Regions from separate parts of the Homo sapiens genome. Here region 2 is linked to region 1. The links are chromatin contacts, found by Hi-C or POLR2A ChIA-PET in ENCODE. All regions are on one chromosome and are shown on one strand. Each heading gives the region's core, a stretch centred on a gene start or an enhancer-like site at or near the end of the contact. The rest is flanking DNA. Distances are from core to core; before and after follow the strand shown. Region 1 overlaps ROR2 (receptor tyrosine kinase like orphan receptor 2). Region 2 overlaps ROR2 (receptor tyrosine kinase like orphan receptor 2).

Region 1 (7,327 bases), core at 392-2,891:
GGCTGGTGAATCACTTGAGCCCAGGAGATCGAGACCAGTCTGGGCAACATGGTGAAACCCCACCTCTATAAAAAATACAAAAACTAGCTGGGCGTGGTGGCGTGTGCCTGTAGTCTCAGCTACTCAGGAGGCTGAAGTGGGAGGATCACTTGAACTGGGAGACAGAGGCTGCAGTGAGCCGAGATCAAACTACTGGGCTCCAGCCTGGGTGACAAGAGCAAGACCCTGTCTTTAAATTTAAAAAAAAAAAAAAAAAAAAAAAAGAATGTGTTCAGTTTAACCACATGGATTTAAAATCCCTATCTGAACTCTCTTGCTAAGGCAGAGGCTGAACACTTGCAATAGTGAAGACCTTCTCAAGCTTCTGCAGAAAACCCTTTTCTCAAAGAACAGAACCTGGAGCTATAAATACTTCAAGAAAGAGATTTTGGTGTTAACTCCAGCTCACCAGCCATTGTTTCCTTGGGTTAAGGGTTCCTTAAAGGTAGTTTAAATAGGCAGCACATGTGTTAACAATGCGAGCCTGCCTGCCCAGCTTTCACTCTTTTTGCACTGGAGTTAACTGCTGATTAGACACTGGCCACACTACCAACATAAATGGAAGTCACCTCTGCCTGGGTATGTGCTGGACATGTCCCTGTCTGGAGGCGGGCTCAGGGTGCTTTGTCCACTCTGCTAGAAAAATCATTAAGACATGCCTGATCAGATTAATGTCAGCTATGCCTAAGCTATGAGATTCAGATCAGTCCCTTGGGATGCCCCCACAAGTGTAAGCCATTTCTTTTCTACCTTGCAAGAGTCAAGGAAGAGAAGGTTGTTCCCCCTGTTGCAGGCTTCTCCCTGGCCGCTGGTCAGGTGCCCACAGGACAGAGAGAGCAAGGGATGTAAGGAAGATGACAAGGGGGTGCTGGGGTGGAGGGTGCTCCTGCCATCATACCCCGCTCACACTTCCCTCACCGAAGCGGGCTTTCAATCTGAATAGACAATATCCAGGCTGGGCGCGGTGGCTCAAACCTGTAATCCCAGCACTTTGGGAGGCCAAGGTGGGAGGATCACAAGGTCAGAAGATCGAGACCATCCTGGCTAACACGGTGAAACCCCATCTCTACTAAAAATACAAAAACAAAATTAGCCAGGCGTAGTGGTGGGTACCTGTAGTCCCAGCTACTCGGGAGGCTGGGGCAGGAGAATGGCGTGAACCCAGGAGGCGGAGCTTGCAGTGAGCCGAGAATACGCCACTGCACTCCAGCCTGGGTGACAAAGCAAGACTCTGTTTCGGGCGGGGGGGGGAATATATATATGTATATATATATATACATATATATATCCCCAAAAAGCCAGATAGAAGTGCTTGGAAAATGGCATCTTTGCTTTTGAATTGTCTGAGAAAACTATGGGAGTTGCTTTCTATTTTCCAACAATTATATTTTATCTTTATCTGGCACATTTGGGGCCTTGGAAGAGGAACAGAGCTGGAGAGAGTCTGTTAAGTGGATCCCTGGGAAAGCAAGGAAAGGACTGAAACGGAATTTGGCAGCTATAAAATTCCTTCAGCAACGTAAGTGCAGTAGACATGCTCACCAGCTGGTGGAGCATCCACGTTTCAGAAATGAAGTGTGGAAATCCCCTGCCCCTCATGCTGCCAGGCACTGATCCAAGGCCTGACGGGACATGGATGAAGAAGAAACTTCTACACCAAGAAGTGATTGTCAGGGAGGAGAGAGGGTGCTAAATAAAGACAACTCGGCCGGGTGCGGTGGCTCACGCCTGTAATCCCAGAACTTTGGGAGGCCAAGGTGGGTGGATCATGAGGTCAGGCGATCGAGACCATCCTGGCCAACATGATGAAACTCCGTCTCTATTAAAATACAAACAATTAGCCGGGTGTGGTGGTGCACACCTGTAGTCCCAGCTACTCGGGAGGCTGAGGCAGGGGAATCGCTTGAACCCGGGAGGCAGAGGTTGCAGTGAGCAGAGATTGTGCCACTGCACTCCAGCCTGGTGACAGAGCAAGACTCTGTCTCAAGTAGTAATAATAATAATAATAATAATAATAATAATAATAATAAAATAATGACAACCCTGGGTAAGAAAAGCAACAGGAGAGGGGTAGGAGATCAGGGAGAAACAGAGGCAGGGGCCAGCAGACTGTGATGGCAGGTGCTCCTCCACCAAGACTGGCAAGATGGTGGGGATCCACAGCCTTCCCCTAGATGACACATGCTGAGAATAAAAATTCATGGGTATTAATAATGAAGGAGGTTTAAAGGAAACTAAGGCTTTTTTAAGGTTGAAAAGGAATCCATGTCAAAATTCAAATGTAGCTACATATTGCATAGGAAGTTAACATTTTCCCCTAATTGTTTTGTTACAAAGTAGTAACCCATTCTCATAATTGTTTATCTTATTATGAGAGAGGCTGACTGTCTAAATGGGCTGCCTGCCTAGGTGAAGCAGAGGAAGCTCAATCTGTGACTCACCAGGAGACAGAGCAGACCAGCCACATTCACAAAGCAAAAACTCCCTAAGCATTGGGTGCTCTGACAGTAAGCTAATATGCAGCTGTATCAAAACTCAATACTCTTTACTTTGAATGCAAAACCTAGCATACAAACCATGATGTCCACTATACAATAAAATTACCAGACATGCAAAGAAACAGGAAAATATAACCCGTGGTCAAGAGAAACAAACACAAAGATAACCTAGATGTAAGAATCAGCAGAGCAGGTTGGATTAGGCCATTTTCATACCACTGATAAAAGACATACCTGAGACTGTGAGCAAAAAGGAGTTTAATTGGACTTACAGTTCCACATGGCTGTGGAGGCCTCAGAATCATGGTGGGAGGCACAAGGCACTTCTTACATTGGCAGCGGCAAGAGAAAAATGAGGAAGAAGCAAAAGTGGAAACCCCTGATAAACCCATCAGACCTCGTGAGACTTACTGTGACAAGAACAGCACAGGAAAGACCGACCCCCATGATTCAATTACCTCCCCCTGGGTCCCTCCCGCTACATGTGGGTGATTCAATTACCTCCCCCTGGATCCCTCCTGCAACATGTGGGAATTCTGGGAGATACAATTCAAGTTGAGATTTGGGTGGGGACACAGCCAAACCGTATCACAGGGCTTTAAAGTAATAGATGTGGAAAACACAGAAGAAGGTGTAGTGAAGATGTGGGGTATTTCAGGAGGGATGGAAACTATAAAAGAACTAAACAGGAAGCCTAGAACTGAAACATAAGAGTCTACAATAAAAGATTCATTGGATGGTGCAGCCATGCACCACATAACGATGTTTTTGGTTAACAGCAGACCACATACACAATGGTGGCCCCCTAAGATTACAATGGAGCTGAAAAATCCTCATCGCCTAGTGACATCGGAGCTGTCATAACACTGTAGTGCAATTACTCAATTTTTAATAAACTCACTGTAGCCTAAATGTATAGCGTTTACACAGTCTACAGTAGTGTACAGTAATGTGTAATGTCCTGGGCCTTCACATTCACTCGCGACTTACTCACTGACTCACCAGCAACAGCTTCCAGTCCTGCAAGCTCCATTCATGGTAAGTGCCCTATGTAAGTGTACCATTTCTTAATTTTTATACCATATTTTTACTGTACCTTTGCTGTGTTTAGATATACAAATACCATTACGTTACTGTTGCCTACAGTATTCAGTATAGTCATATGCTGTACAAGTCTGTAGCCTAGGAGCAACAGGCTGTACCATATAGCCTAGGTGTGCAGTAGGGGAAATCATCTAGGTTTGTGTGAGTACACTCTATGATGTCCCTACAAGGAGAAAATCACTAATGCATTTCTCACAACGTATCTCCACTGTTACATGATGCATGACTGTATAACAGAGTGGATACAGCAGAAGAAAAAAATCTATGAACTTGAAGACAGATCAACAGGAGATTTCCAAACTGAAGCAAAGAGACAAAAAGACTGACAACTCTGATACAAATATCTAACAAGGACATCAGAAAAATATGATAAGGGCCGGGTGCAGTGGCTCACATCTGTAATCCCAGCATTTTGGGAGGCCGAGGCAGGTGAATCACTTGAGGTCAGGAGTTCAAGACCAGCCTGGCCAACATTGTGAAACGCCATCTCTACTAAAAATACAAAATTAGCCAGGCGTGGTGATGCGTGCCTGTAATCCCAGTTACTCAGAAGGCTGAGGCAGGACAATCGCTTGAACCTGGAAGGTGGAAGTTGCCATGAGCCAAGATCATGCCATTGCACTACAGCCTGGGTGACAGAGTAGGACTCCATCTCAAAAAAAAAGAAAAAAGAAAAGAAAAATACGATAAGGACATCACAAGAGTATCTAACAAGGACACCACAAGAGCGTTACAGACCAAAATGCCTACCATCAAAAGGGGCAACGTCCTCCTCAAAACATTAGCAAACTGAATCCAGCAAAATAAACACAGACAATACTAAAGAGGCCCATGGACCAACTGGGGTTAATTTAATGCCACTGCACTCTATATTTGAAAATGGTTAAAATACCTGGGAATAAACCTAACAAAAGATGTCCAAGGCCTCCACACTTGAAACTTCAAAAATCACAATATTGAAATGAAAACATGTTCACAAAAATATGTGAAAACAAATGTTCATGGCTTTATTTATAATTGCCCCCAAATGCTCATCAATAGGTGAATAAACATATTGTAGTACATTCATACAACAGAATACTTCTCAATAAACAGGAATGAAGTGCTGTATAGTTAACCAGAATAAATCTTTCAGACATTACATTTAATGAAAGAGGCCAGACATAAGAGTCTCCAAACAAAATGTCAACAGCACAAGGCAGGAATTTTTAGTTTTTATCTGTTGCATTCATTGTTGTATCCTCAATGTCTTGAATGGGACCTGGCGCACAGTTGACCCTCCACAGAAATTTGTTAACTTTTTTTTTTTTTTTTTTTTTTTTGAGAGACAGAGTATTGCTCTGTCGCTCGCCCAGGCTGGAGTGCAGTATCACGATCTTGGCTCACTGCCACCTCCACCTCCTGGAGGTTGATTCTTCTGCCCAGCTTCCCAAGTAGCTGGGACTACAGGCAGTCACCACCACACCCAGCTAATTTTTGTATTTTTTAGTAGAGATAGAGTTTCATCATATGTTGGCCAGGCTGGTCTCAAACTCCGGACCTCAGGTGATAAGCCCACCTCAGCCTCCCAAAGTGCTGGGATTACACGCGTGAGCCACCACGCCCAGCTGAAGCTGAAATGTGTTAACTGAATGAATGATTTCCTTGAGAATTAGACGCTGTATATTACTCTCTGCTTCCAAAATGAAATACTCTGAATATCTGACTGTACTGATAACAGATGTGGCAAAAACATCCACTTGATCCAACTAAACATGCCCAACACCAATGTTTGATATCATAAAAATCCAAGTCAGCAGAACCTTGGAAATACTGGCTTTTGCAATGGCCACCTCTAAGGCCAGGATCACATAAGGTGGCCAGAGGCAGAGAAGACAATGGCTCTGAGGGTGCCAGTTCCCTGGGAAGTAAATTTTATTTTCCCCTACGCTGTTCAGGTGGCTAGTCCCTCCCAGGTAAGCCAAACACTTTCCCCCTTGGAAGGTTGCTGTATCCTTGAAAAACCCTGAAGTCAGTTGGTAAAAGGCTCTCACTGTGCATAATATGGTGTAAGAGCTAGCCCCTGGAATCCACGGGCTCGGGTGGAAACAAAACAACCTAAAGCGGCATTCCATGTGTGAGTGCACATCAAGTGTGCACATTTTCATTATTGTTGAAATGCAAATATCCTGTGTCACCATATGGTCTCATTTATTATTTATTAATTATATTATATATATATATTTTTGAGACGAAGTCTCGCTCTTTTTGCCCAGGGTAGAATGCAGTGGCGCGATCTCGGCTCACTGCAACCTCCACCTCCTGGGTTCAAGCAATTCTCCTGCCTCAGTCTCCCAAGTAGCTGGGATCACAGGCATCTGCCACCATACCGGACTAATTTTGTATTTTTAGTAGAGACGGGGTTTCTCCATGTTGGTCAGGCTGGTCTCAAACTCCCGACCTCAGATGATCCACCCACCTTGGCTTCCCAAAGTGCTAGGATTACAGGCATGAGCCACCATGCCCAGCCTATTTTTTTTTTTTTTTTTTTTTGAGATGGAGTTTTGCTCGTTGCCTAGGCTGGAGTGCAATGGCGCGCTCTCAGCTCACTGCAACCTCCACCTCCCTGGTTCAAGCAGTTCTGCCTCAGACTCCCAAGCAGCTGGGATTACAGGTGTGTGCCACCACACCTGGCTAATTTTTCTATTTTTAGTAGGGATGGGGTTTCACCATGTTGGCCAGACTGGTATTGAACTCCTGACCTCAGGTGATCCGCCCACCTCGGCCTCCCAAAGTGTTGGGATTACAGGCATTGAGCCACCGCGCCCAGCCTATAGTCTGCATTTAGAAATGTGTATCTATTCTCGAATTATCTTACTGATGATTGTCTATTTAGTCACCTACTGCTTGTATCACATAACCTTAAATTCAGTTTCTAGCTTTTATTCCGGTTCTGTACTATGGGATTTAAGGAAAGTTGTATTTTCTAGAAAACAGAACTTACCATAAAAAGATGTCACTGAGAAAAAAATTAGACTGGCTTCCCTCCTTCAAGTTCTGTCTGAATTAAGTTGAACTTGATTAGGTTGGTGGTCTGAGGGCTTTAATATCAAATGCCAAATGTCAGCCTTTTGCCTGAGTTTGTCAGCAATAAGGTGGCTTGGTTTTTTTGTTTGTTTATTTATTTATTTATTTTTTAAAACATGGAGTCTCGCTCTGTTGGCCAGGCTGGAGTGCAGTGGTGTGATCTCGGCTCACTGCAACCTCCACCTCCCAGGTTCAAGCAATTCTCAGGCATCAGCCTCCCTAGTACCTGGGATTACAGGCACGCACCACCACGCCTGGCTAATGTTTGTATTTTTAGTAGAAAGAGGGTTTCACCAAGTTGGCCCGGCTGGTTTCCATCTCCTGACTTCAAGTGATCAGCCCGCCCTGGCCTCCCAAAGTGCTGGGATTACAGGCCTGAGCCACCATGCCTGGCCTGGCCTGGTTTCTGCTCACGTCATTTCTAATTACCAGCTTCTTACTTGGCACTTTCAATTTTATAGTGCTGTTTTCCTGTAATTAGGATAAACTCTGAACTAGACTTATGAAAACTCCCCGAAAATAGCAATGGAAGGAGTTTGGGCTGGCAGCTGGCCGAATTCCGTGTAGACACACTTGGCGAGCGGTGCCTTCGAATCATCCACTTGGCGAGAGGTGCCTTC
Region 2 (6,438 bases), core at 725-3,224, 56 kb after region 1:
GCATTTCTTTTTCAATTAAAAAAAAAACTAGTTTAATTTTTCTAATAAAAAAGTAAAACAAAATAATTCACCTTGGAAATTCTGATTTTAATGAGATTCTCTAGTTCTCTAAAAATTTTTAAATATTAATGTATTATAGGCCAGGCGCAGTGGCTCATACCTGTAATCCCAGCACTTTCGGAGGCCAAGGCAGGCAGATGACTTGAGGTCAAGACTTCGAGACCAGCCTGGGCAACATAGTGAAACCCAGTCTCTACTAAAAATACAAAGATTAGCTGGGTGTGGTGGCAGGCGCCTGTAATCCCAGCTACTCCGGAGGTTGAGGAGGCTTGCTTAAACTCAGGAGGTGGAGGTTGCAGTGAGCCAAGACTGTGCCACTGCACTCCAGCCTGGGCAACATAGCAAGACTCCATCTCAATAGAAAAAAAAAAAAGTAATGCATTATATAACAAAATATCAACTGCATGAAACTATATGTAGCTGCATTTAGATTTCTCTGCCTCTAATCGCCCCATGCATTTCTAATATGAGACAGAGTCTTTACATTCTGTTTTCTGAATATCTTCCATCCACCGTCTTTACATATTCAGTGCCATTAGCTGATGTCTGATTTCTACAATAAGAAGAACGAGAATTTTGGAATGAGGACAGAAATGTATATTTTATGGTGACTGTATTGTGGCACTGATGTTGAATATACTTAAGCAGTTTAAACTACTGTTTGTGATTATCATAAAAATACATGTAATTGCCAACTATGAATTTTTTCTTTAAACTAATGGATTAGTCACTTCTAAGCTTTCTCCTTTTAAAAGAATTTATTGAATGAATTAAGTTAGCAATCATATCACCAGACACTGCTTACTTCCCACGCCCCTATAAAAAAGAACATTTTTCAATACATTGTTTTCCCTAATTGAGACTCATAAACTCATAAATCATGGTTGTTTCCGAGCTTTTCCTTGAGGCCTTTTTATTTTCACAGCCAGAAGCCCTAAACTAATCAATCATGGCATCATGTCATGGGTAATTACCACTGGGTGATGTGCCTCCTGTTTCTCCAGGCTAAAGGGAAACTCTCAGCTTGGTATTTTAAAGCACTTTTGTCTGAACAACCAAATAGCACACAGGAACCTCTGTTATGGCAAAAATAAGCATGAATGTACATACAGGTGGGACAGCCTAGGAAACACGTGCACACTCACACCCATGACCCCTGACTCAGAGGCTCCCGGTGATGCCATCCTCACAGTGTTAAGTGACTTGGAAGATGAGACCATGAAAAGAACAAGTGCTGGTGGCACTCCCAGGCAAAGATCCCCAGGCTGGAGGAGTTGGCGCCTGAAGAAAACCAGAGCAAAACCTCAAGGGTCAGAGGGCCTGGGCATCGGTGCAGGGCTCACTTGAGACTGAACACGTTCCCCAGGGAAGATCTGTATGCTTCTAAAGAACACTTTTGGCCAGGCACAGTGAATCATGCCTGTAATCCCAGCACTTTGAGAGGCTGAGGCAGGTGGAATGCTTGAGCTCAGGAGTTTGAGACCAGCTTGGGCAACATGGCAAAACCTCATCTCTACAAAAATTAGCTGGGCATGGTGACGCACGCCAGTAATCTCAGCTACTCTGGAGGCTGAAGTGGGAGGACTGCTTGAGTCTGGGAGGTCAAGGCTGCAGTGAGCCGAGATGGCAATACTGCACTGCAGCCTGGGCAACAGAGTGAGACCTTGTCCCAAGGAAAAAAAAAAAAAAAAAAACATTTTCACATGTTTTACCTTTTCTTTCCAAATTCTCATGGCACATCTTCACTCTACAATTTTTGTGTCTTCCCAGATCTGTCTTCTGGAGTAGTTGTGATAATGTCTATTTGAGGTTCCAGTGTGACTAAGCTATGCCTGGGTACCTGGGTGGGACGCTGACGCCCTGGGCTCAGTGGGAGGGGTTGACATCCTGGATTCAGTAGGTGGGCCTGACAGTCTGGGCTAGTAGATGGGGCTGATACACTGGGACTAGTAGGTGGGGCTGACACCCTGGGCTCTGTGGGCGGGGCTGACACCCTGCATTCTGTGGGCAGGGCTGACACCCTGGGCTCTGTGGGTGGGGAATGACACCCTGGGATCTGTGGGTGGGGCTGACACCCTGGGCTCTGTGGGTGGGGCTGACACCCTGGCTCTGTGGGCGGGGCTGACACCCTGGGATCTGTGGATGGGGCTGACACCCTGGCTCTGTGGGCGGGGCTGACACCCTGGGATCTGTGGATAGGGCTGACACCCTGGGCTCTGTGGGTGGGGCTGACACCCTGGGCTCTGTGGGCGGGGCTGACACCCTGGGATCTGTGGATGGGGCTGACACCCTGGCTCTGTGGGCGGGGCTGACACCCTGGGATCTGTGGATAGGGCTGACACCCTGGGCTCTGTGGGTGGGGCTGACACCCTGGGCTCTGTGGGTGGGGAATGACACACTGGGCTTTGTGGGAGAGGCTGACACCCTGGGCTAGTGGGTAGAGTTGACACCATGGGGTCTGTTAGTGGGGAATGACACCCTGGGCTCTGTGGGTGGGGCTGACACCCTGCATTCTGTGGGCAGGGCTGACACCCTGGGCTCTGTGGGTGGGGAATGACACCCTGGGATCTGTGGGTGGGGCTGACACCCTGGGCTCTGTGGGTGGGGCTGACACCCTGGGATCTGTGGATAGGGCTGACACCCTGGGCTCTGTGGGTGGGGCTGACACCCTGGGCTCTGTGGGTGGGGAATGACACACTGGGCTCTGTGGGCGAGGCTGACACCCTGGGCTAGTGGGTGGAGTTGACACCATGGGGTCTGTTAGTGGGGAATGACACCCTGGGCTCTGTGGGTGGGGCTGACACCCTGCATTCTGTGGGCGGGGCTGACACCCTAGGCTCTGTGGGTGGGGAATGACACCCTGGGATCTGTGGGTGGGGCTGACACCCTGGGCTCTGTGGGTGGGGCTGACACCCTGGGATCTGTGGATAGGGCTGACACCCTGGGCTCTGTGGGTGGGGCTGACACCCTGGGCTCTGTGGGCGGGGCTGACACCCTGGGATCTGTGGATAGGGCTGACACCCTGGGCTCTGTGGGTGGGGCTGACACCCTGGGCTCTGTGGGTGGGGAATGACACACTGGGCTTTGTGGGAGAGGCTGACACCCTGGGCTAGTGGGTAGAGTTGACACCATGGGGTCTGTTAGTGGGGAATGACACCCTGGGCTCTGTGGGTGGGGCTGACACCCTGCATTCTGTGGGCAGGGCTGACACCCTGGGCTCTGTGGGTGGGGAATGACACCCTGGGATCTGTGGGTGGGGCTGACACCCTGGGCTCTGTGGGTGGGGCTGACACCCTGGGATCTGTGGATAGGGCTGACACCCTGGGCTCTGTGGGTGGGGCTGACACCCTGGGCTCTGTGGGTGGGGAATGACACACTGGGCTCTGTGGGCGAGGCTGACACCCTGGGCTAGTGGGTGGAGTTGACACCATGGGGTCTGTTAGTGGGGAATGACACCCTGGGCTCTGTGGGTGGGGCTGACACCCTGCATTCTGTGGGCGGGGCTGACACCCTAGGCTCTGTGGGTGGGGAATGACACCCTGGGATCTGTGGGTGCGGCTGACGCCCTGGGCTAGTGAGTGGAGCTGACACCCTGGGCTCTGTGGGTGGGGAATGACACCCTGGGCTAGTGGGCGGGGCTGACACCCTGGGCTCTGTGGGTGGGGCTGACACCCTGGGCTCTGTGGGCGGGGCTGACACCCTGGGCTCTGTAGGTGGGGAATGACACCCTGGGATCTGTGGGTGGGGCTGACACCCTGGGCTCTGTGGGTGGGGAATGACACCCTGGGATCTGTGGGTGCAGCTGACGCCCTGGGCTAGTGAGTGGAGCTGACACCCTGGGCTCTGTGGGTGGGGAATGACACCCTGGGCTCTGTGGGCGAGCTGACACCCTGGGCTCTGTGGGTGGGGCTGACACCCTGGGCTCTGTGGGCGGGGCTGACACCCTGGGCCCTGCTATCTTGTCCATGAATTTTTCAGTGTGAGATGCCCCCTCTCATCCTCCAGCTCTGTGCTCTACTTTTGTCTACTTTCGTTTTGCCAGAACACAGTGTGGAGGAAATCCTGTGCTTTCTATTGTGACTCAGTTCTGTATCTGTGAAGTGGGTGACCCTTGGGATTGGAGAAGCAGGCGGGAGAGATACACCACGCAGCAGAGACGCTCTGACCCTGTGCACCTGCAAGTGCCTTCACAGAGAAAGAGCAACCTCTTGGAGACTTGCGATTAAGAATTTCCACACAGAAACACCAAGCTGAAGAGAGATCCATTCCCCACCCACTCTGTCTCACACATGCCCCTCGCGCCCTGTCACTCTGATTTGGCATTGTTCCTTTTCTTGTTCTGAATCCACCTGTGTGTGGTGGAGCCAAGTTGTGATGGAGTGGTTTCCTTTTCTGTTGCAGTTCTCTCCCCACCCTCTGGAAGGTATCTTTCCTCTACTCCAGTGGTTTTCAATGACACTGCCCCAGGGGACACTGCCAAAGCCGAAGACATTTTTGATGATCAGACTTGGGAGGTGCCCCTTGGCCTCTCATGAGTGGAATCCAGGGACGCTGCTCACTCCCCCCAACACACAGGACAGCCCAGCATGGAGTATGACCGTCCCAAGTGTGGACAGTGCCGAGACGGGGGCACGCATTCCCCTCCAGCCCACCTTACATTCTCCCTGCGGGCTCTCAGCACGGAGGTGGCCAGCCTTAGAGTTGAAATAAAATGCAGCTATAACGGAGTCCAGCCATCAACTCTGTGCTGCACCCTCTCCCCATGTGCACTCAGAAACGGAGCCCTTAGGAGGTTCTGGCCAGATGGGGGCCATGCAGAGCCTGCCTCTGCCACCTACCAGCCCTGAGCCAAGGCAGGAAACACAGCTTCTCTGCCTCCATCTCCTTAAATACCAAGTAGGGACAAGGAAAGCTCTCTCCAGCTTACTGAACTGTGTCTCACATTCCTGACACACAAGTCCATAAATGCCAGTTGTTTTTCTCCATCTCTCCCCTTTTCTAATTTTTCCACCTCTCACCACTCATTTGGGAAAAATCCCTGATGCCAGCAATGCTCCTGGCCCACTGTACCCCTCAGCAGGGGCCATGGCTCCCTTCTCAAGGAACCCCCACACAGTGGCACCCAGCTCTAGCCCCAGGTGTGCGTGGCCAGGGTCCACCAAACAGCAAGGCCACAGCTGAGGAGTGAAGGGAGACACATGGGGCAGCACAAGCCGTTCAGGCCTTACTTTCCTTTTTTGTGACTTTTGGACATTTGTTCATTCATAACTCATCAGCCTCTTAGAGAATAACATCACTGGCCCGGTGCAGTGGCTCATGCCTGTAATCCCAGCACTTTGGGAGGCTGAAGTGGGTGGATCACCTGAGGTCAGGAGTTCGAGACCAGTCCGGCCAACATGGTGAAACCCTGTCTCTACTAAAAGTACAAAAATTAGCCGGGGGCGGTGGCACACGCCTATAATCCCAGCTACTCAGGAGGCTGAGGCAGGAGAATCGCTTGAACCCGGGAGGCGGAGGTTGCAATGAGCCGAAATCGCACCACTGCCCTCTAGCCTGGGTGACAAGAGCAAGACTCCGTCTCAAAAAAAAAAAAAGAGAGAGAGAGAATAATACCAGTGCAGATATTTCTGTCATCTGTGGTGTACTGCAAAGCACTGTTGGCCAGCACCTCTCTTAGCCAACGATGGGAACATGACAGTTGCTGACTGGAGAGAGACCTGAGATGTCCAGAAACGTCAACTCCTTGAGGACACACGTGGCCTCAAGGAAAGGAGCAATTTCTTTGTGGCCCCTCTTTCTCTGTGGTCTCTAATTTGAGTTACTGAGCTTACTGTATTAAAAATGTTAACACAAAACTGAGGCCATCGAGGCAGATCAGCTTCCTGATCAAGATGGAAAACAGGAAGGGGCGAGGGACCAGAGCACAGCACGTGGGCATCACGCCCACGCACTGCTGTTGTCCTCCCAAGCCATTCCCAGCGGGCTTCACGTGTAGTTACGAGGCCACAGTAAAGTTCACAGCCACGCTTCCAAAGAGACTCGTTATTTGTGCAAACACACACTGGCTTGCAGACAGCAAGGAGCCCTTCATGGGCTTCAGCCCTATTTAAAATATTTACCAAAACAGATGCCAAGTCTGACACCATGTAAAAAGTGGATGAGGAGAAAAGGCCTGGAACACTCTCCTCTTGGAGGGGAAAGTTTTGCAGAAATGAGGATATGAGACCAATGCAGCCAGGAAGGGCCCCTGGGAACTCTGCTACCTATGGGCATGCATGAAACCTACAGAGGGAACAGAATCTCACCCCCTCCCACCCCCACTTACATTTTTGCTCCCACCATCATTTTCATATGTAAAGAATTCAAAGCATGGAGGAG

What was found. A loop is a pair of places that touch in the nucleus more often than their neighbours do. ChIA-PET counts read pairs that join two places held with the same protein, here RNA polymerase II (POLR2A).
Region 2: a map of heart left ventricle shows a loop between it and region 1 (4-fold over the local background). The contact joins two enhancer-like sites. A Hi-C loop is called at or near these places in 1 of 168 maps with a recorded cell type or tissue (heart left ventricle). POLR2A ChIA-PET finds 5 or more read pairs at or near these places in 2 of 52 experiments (A673 and activated CD4-positive, alpha-beta T cell).

Annotation. Positions count from the first base shown.
Region 1 is chr9:91,739,275-91,746,601 of GRCh38, forward strand. All of the region lies in intron 4 of ROR2 (receptor tyrosine kinase like orphan receptor 2), which reads right to left. Among named protein-coding and RNA genes, the nearest start is that of MIR3910-2, 110 kb to the left of the region's middle. Within about 2 kb of position 1,642, at least 3 of the 41 ENCODE cell types and tissues checked have a DNase peak (open chromatin) inside an H3K27ac peak, as active enhancers do.
Region 2 is chr9:91,794,702-91,801,139 of GRCh38, forward strand. The region is part of intron 1 of ROR2 (receptor tyrosine kinase like orphan receptor 2); the gene reads right to left. Among named protein-coding and RNA genes, the nearest start is that of ROR2, 150 kb to the right of the region's middle. RefSeq lists an enhancer at 4,986-5,486. Within about 2 kb of position 1,975, at least 8 of the 41 ENCODE cell types and tissues checked have a DNase peak (open chromatin) inside an H3K27ac peak, as active enhancers do.